Regions from separate parts of the Homo sapiens genome. Here region 2 is linked to region 1. The links are chromatin loops, found by intact Hi-C in ENCODE. Cell type or tissue: heart left ventricle. All regions are shown on one strand. Each heading gives the region's core, and the rest is flanking DNA. Links, peaks and the distances in the headings are about the cores only. Region 1 overlaps OR1F1 (olfactory receptor family 1 subfamily F member 1). Region 2 has its middle 13 kb from the start of ZNF174.

Region 1 (2,908 bases), core at 94-2,593:
CTCTGCAGCCTAGGGCTGCAAAGGAAAAGGAAACATGTGCTCAACACAGGGCTCAAACCCACGACCCTGAGATTAAGAGTCTTGTGCTCTACCGGCTGAGCTAGCTGGGCATAACTGCAAGGTTTTCTGATAATGGAGTGTGTGCTCACCACTTGACATGAACGTGAGGATGAATCAGGCAGTGCCACCAACTGCTCGCTGGGTCCTGCCCTTCCCAGGAGAAGAGAAAGTCCACCAGGAGAGACGTGACCCACGCGTCCTGCTGGCGGGTGGCACAGAGACTCTGGGGTCCTGGAAGCCCCAGGCAGGGGCTCAGTGACCAAACCCACCTGGTGGGGCTGCGCACCCAGGTGGGAGGGTACATCCCACCCTATGTTCTCAGTCCCAAGGTGTGCCCAGATGTACTGGGGGCCACATTGCCCAATAAAGTAATTCATGCTCTCAAATATGTATTGAGCACCTCTGTGTGCCAGGCACTGGGGATATAGCAGTTAACAAAATGGACTTTCAAAACAGAAAAAGAAAGAGGGTGGATTCTGTATCAGAGGTAGTTGCTGGTCTTCACTTCTTTTTTTTTTTTTTTTTTGAGTTCCACTCTGTCCCCCGGGCTTGTAATACAATGGTGTGATCTCTGCTCACTGCAACCTCCAACTCCCGGGCTCCAGCGATTCTCTTGCCTCAGCCTCCCGAGTAGCTGGGATTACAGGCCACCCCCACCACGCCCGGTTAATATTTTTGTATTTTTAGTAGAGACAGGGTTTCACCATGTTAGCCAGGCTGGTCTCGAACTCCTGACCTCAGGTAATCTCCCGGCCTTGCCTCTCTGAGCCACCGCGCCGGGCCCTGTTTCCTTTCTCACTGGGATGGACGCCCGCATTTGAAGCTAGTGCGTCGTTTAACCCGCACACAAGTCGCGGTAGCTGTTTTGGTTTGTTTGTTGTTTTGTTTTTTGCCTTTTTTTCTGTTTTCTTTTCTTTTCTTTTTTTAATAGTAAACGCAATTAGCACAATGAGTTACCTGTCTTTTTAGGGAGGATTCTCTCCTGTTTCCGTAGCGGCAGGAAGAGAAGGAACGGTTGGGGGGAGAGCGCCGGAGGCGCAGGGTCTGAGATTGGGTCCAGGACCCGGGCTCTGAGCAAGAAGCACCCTCCTGGGCCGGGATGCGCTTCCCGGAGCACGGCTGGCATTGTGCTCCGGGGGACACGGGGCCTTCCGCCACCAGAGTGCTCACTGAGTGACACGCCAATCTGGACAGCACTTGCTGGACCCCAAATCCTGGACCGATGCCAAGACTCCACCCTCGAGGTCTTTCATGCCCAGGAGTCACTATCAGAAGTCACAGAAGAAGGGCGGTGGCTCACGCCTGTAATCCCAGCATTTTGGGAGGCCGAGGCAGGAAGATAACTTGAGCACAGGAGTTCCAGACCAGCCTGAACAACATAGCGAGACCTAAATCACTCACGATCATAAACCACATTAAGTCCACATGATCATCTGCCCACCTCACTTCCAATTCCGCAAGTGCCCCCCTTAAATTCCAAAAGAGACCTCTGTTTTCTCCTGTTCCTGTTTACTTTTGATCTGCATATTTTTCCATTTTACTAGAATCTTTTTTCTCCCCTCCTCTCCTCTGGCCCGAGTGCCAAGAGCCTTTGGCACTGATCATACACAAACATCTGGGGCCTCAGAGTCGCTGCTTGTTTTGTAAAGTGTCATACATCTCTCCCGTGGGGGATATCCAAGTCAACCAGGATAGATTGAACGTTCTTTTCTGAGGTTGAGCAACATTAATGAAACAAACTGTATTCAATTCATCCCCTATTCATGGTCATCTCCCTTCCCGTTTTTGAACAAAATTACTGCAATAAAACATCCTTGTACATACATGGTACTCTTATTTCTATGAAATGGAACGTGTGGGCCAAAGAGGTGTGTATACAAGGGGTGCTTTCTAAAACAGAAAGACAAACCAAACCAAACAAACAAACCAAAACAGAAAACCAGCCTCCAACATTTTCCCACTTTGATATATACAAAAGCTGTACATTGCTTTTTCTTGTCCCTTTGATGTGGAGAGAGGTAAGTAAAATCTTCACTCTTCTCATCCTAGAGAGAGAGGAGATTGTGTGTCTTGTTTAATGCCCTGTTTTTCTTCCAAATTCATGCCGTTTCTTCTTATTCTTGCAAAGTTTTTCTACTTATGTGTCTCCATGCTTTGTCCTTTTTAAAAGGCGTGATACCTTACCCCAAGTCACCTACGGTCGGTGTTGTCTTACCCCAGGTGGAACTCGAACCCACAATCCCTGGCTTAGGAGGCCAGTACCTTATCCATCAGGCCACTGGGGCAGTTACCACGTGCCCTACTGAGAATATTAAAAGACAGAATAACTTATCGCGGGTGGCTAGAAAATGACCCTAGAATTGGTTTGGGCATTTATTCAAGGAAGTATGCCAGCTTGAGCAACATAGCGAGACCCCGTCTCTACAAAAATTTTAAAATTAGCCGGTTGTGGTTGCGCTCGCCTGTAGTCCCATCTACTTGGGAGGCTGAGGCTGGAGGATCGCTTGAGCCTAGGAAGTGGAGGCTGCAGGGAGCCGAGATGGCGCCACTGCACTCCAGCCTGGGCGACGGGAGTGAGATCCTGTCTCAAAAAAAATAGTCTTAGCCCAGTTCTTGCAACGCAGCAGCCTCCATTCGGGTCGCCGGGGACGCCATAGTGAACGAGAGAAAACTCCCATTCCCCGTAGAGCTCTGCAGTCTGCGTCCTCGCGCCACCGGCGCTATCCTCTCCCGCGTGGTTTCCGATCCTCCAGCCCGCATGGGCTTCGCGGAGCCCGACTCGTCTGATCCTCCAGAAAGGAGTCCCAGGCGCCCGAAGGAACTAGATTTTCCTTCGGAGTCAGAGAGC
Region 2 (2,908 bases), core at 259-2,758, 220 kb before region 1:
CCCTGGCAAGAGAATGTTTGGGGGTGGCATAAAGACCTTCCTACCTTTGGCTGGGCGTAGTGGCTCACGCCTGTAATCCCTGCACCTTGGGAGGCCAAGGCGGGTAGATCACCCATTTGAGACCAGCCTAACCAACATGGAGAAACCCTGTCTCTACTAAAAATACAAAATTGGCCGGTTGTGTGTAATCCCAGCTACTCGGGAGGCTGAGGCAGGAGAATTGCTTGAACCCAGGAGGCGGCAGTTGCGGTGAGCTGAGATCGCGCCATTGCGCTCCAGCCTGGGCAACAATAACGAAACTCCATCTCAAAAACAAAACACAAAACATAACAAAAAAACAAAACGAAACAAAACAAAAACCTTTCTATCTTTATAAATTAGATCCTTCCTCAGTCACTTGTTATTGTGCCATTTCTGTTTTAACATTTCTTTTAGGAGCTGTGTGGTTGCAGTTTTGCCTTTGTGTAATTATTTGATTCAGATGTGTTCCTTGCTGGAGACTAGGCTTTTTTCTTTTTTCTTTTTTTTTTCCCCCGAGATACAGTCTCCCTCTGTCACCCAGGCTGGAGTGCCGTGGTGTGATCTTAGCTCACTGCAACTTCCGCCTCCTGGGTTCAAGCAATTCTCCTGCCTCAGCCTCCCTGAGTAGCTGGGACTATAAGCGCACGCCACCACGCCCAGCTAATTTTTTTTTTTTTTTTTTTTTTTTTTTTTTTATATTTTTGTTAGAGACGAGGTTTCACCATGTAGGCCAGGCTGGTCTCGAACTCTTGACCTCAGGTGATCCGCCCACCTCAGCCTCCCAAAGTACTGGGATTACAGGCGTGAACCACCGCGCCCGGCCTGGAGACTGGGCTTTCTAAGAGACCATGAGCATCGTCCGGGTTCACCATATTGCCTCCAGCCCCTATTGGTGCCTGGCGTGTTGTGGACAGTCAATAAATATTTGTCATTTGCGTGAACAAGCTTAATGAATGAACCCCAGGACACCCTTTGAGGTTCAACAGTCTCAGGCAAGCAACAGCTCAGCAGTACGTGGAGCCCACGAAAACCACAATTCCCAGAGGGCTCCGTGGCTGCCCGGCCTCCTCTTCACCCTGACAGCTGTGCCAGGCAATGGAAGGTGAGAATTCCTCGGGCTGGGCGCCAAGCAGCCCACTCAGAGGGGACTCTTTCAGGTATTTCCTGTCGAGGCCCCGCCCCTCACCCTAGGAGCGTTCTATCCTCCGGTGGCGATTTCCGGAAAAGCCTACCTGGAACATCCGGCCACAGGGCTCGCTCAGCTGCAGGGTCCTTACCTGTCTATTCCTGCCCGTTGTCCCTGGGTGACCCCGGGAATGGGGGCATGTGACTCCCCGGGGGACCGCGTTCCCTCCCTCCCAGCACGTCCCAGGCCCAGAGGAGGAGGCGGCTTCACCCTGGCGGGGGCTTGCCCTCAAACCTATCGGGCACTGACCCTTGGAGGAGGGCTCCCGGGTGCAGTGTTGAGGCGGGAAGGCAGAGATCTGCATTGAGAGGGTTTCGTTGCGATCTGCATTGAGAGGGCAACTGCAGCCAAGTAGAGCCATGTTTTGCTTTGAGAAGGTTTAAGAGGAATTCATCTAGCCAGTGAGGTCAGGGAGTCACTGTCTCACTGCTGTTTTCTTTTTTTTGAGACGGTGTTTCACTCTTGTGACTTCCAGTCTCTGGTTGCAAATATAAGGAGCTTGAAAGTTGTCACTCCATTCTAATGACAAATAAAAAGCTGAACAACCCGAAAAACCCAACAATTCTTCTGTAAGAGAAGTGAGGTCACAGGGCAAACAGCCACCCCAAAATTTGTAGAGACAGACTGGTGGATACGGAGAATCACAATCTATTGGAGCAGCTGAGGTCCTCTGGCAGACCATGCATGGGTACGGGGGCTGAGAGGAAACTTACATCTGAGTACAGGACCTTGGGTTCTTGTAGCCATTGGACCCTTCCTGGTCCTCTTGGCCTGGAGTTGAGCCTTATACCAAAGGAAGGCTATGCTTGGGGATGGTCTGTTGCCCAGGCTGGAGTGCAATGGTGCGATCTCAGCTCACTGCAACCTCTACCTTCCTTCAGCCTCGCCTCCCGGGTTCAAGAGATTCTCATGCCTCAGCCTCGTGAGTAGCTGGGACTACAGGCGCACACCACCACACGCGGCTAATTCTTTTTTTTTTTTTTTTTTTTGGTACAGACAGGATTTCACCATGTTGGCCAGGCTGGTTTTGAACTCCTGGCCTCAAATGATCCGCCTGCCTCGGCCTCCCAAAGTCCTGGGATTGCAGGTGTGAGCCACTGCGCCTGACCCCAACCCTTATAATTAAGTAGAAATCTATGGTCCTTCTCTTTTAGGAGAGATGCTCTTTGACTAACTTGATTCAAGATGGATATGTGCGGTGGGTTGAGTCATGGCACCCCAAATGTGTCCACATCCTAATACTTGGAACCCATTAAGTTTACCTTATATGGCAAAAGGGGCTTTGCAGATGTTATTAAGTTAAGGATCTTGAGATAGGGAGATTATTCTGGATTATGCCGGTGGGCCCAACATCATAACGGTCCTTATACAAGGCAAGCAGGAAGGTCATAGTCAGAGGAGAATGCGGTGGAATGAGATTGGAGTGATGCACTTTGAGGGTGGAGGCCAAAGGATGTGGGTGGCTGTTAGAAGCTGAAAAAGTCAAGGCAAGAGATTCACCCCTCAGAGCCTTCAGAGGAACCAGCCTTGCCGACAGCTTGATTTTGGCTGAGTGAAATCAATTTCAGATTTCTGACCTCTAGAACGATAAGGTTGTGGGTTTTTTTTTTTTTTTTTTTTTTTTTTTTTTGAGACGGAGTCTTGCTCTGTAGCCCAGGCTCTGGAGTGCAGTGGTGCAAACTCGGCTCACTGCAAGCTCCA

What was found. Peaks named below come from ENCODE experiments on the same cell type or tissue, not always from the same donor. Only the 100,000 strongest peaks of a DNase experiment are listed, where the experiment ranks them.
Region 2: a loop joins it to region 1, with 2.1 times the contacts of the local background. A loop is called at or near these places in 4 of 110 quality-filtered maps.

The regions. Positions count from the first base shown.
Region 1 is chr16:3,193,355-3,196,262 of GRCh38, reverse strand. The region is part of intron 3 of OR1F1 (olfactory receptor family 1 subfamily F member 1); the gene reads right to left. It also overlaps the pseudogene TRK-CTT14-1. Among named protein-coding and RNA genes, the nearest start is that of TRP-AGG1-1, 2.8 kb to the right of the region's middle. In heart left ventricle, for the core only: no CTCF peak of the experiment used is centred there; no DNase peak of the experiment used is centred there; H3K27me3 peaks cover 2,500 bases.
Region 2 is chr16:3,412,390-3,415,297 of GRCh38, reverse strand. No RefSeq gene overlaps it. Among named protein-coding and RNA genes, the nearest start is that of ZNF174, 13 kb to the right of the region's middle. In heart left ventricle, for the core only: no CTCF peak of the experiment used is centred there; a DNase peak (open chromatin) is centred at 1,361.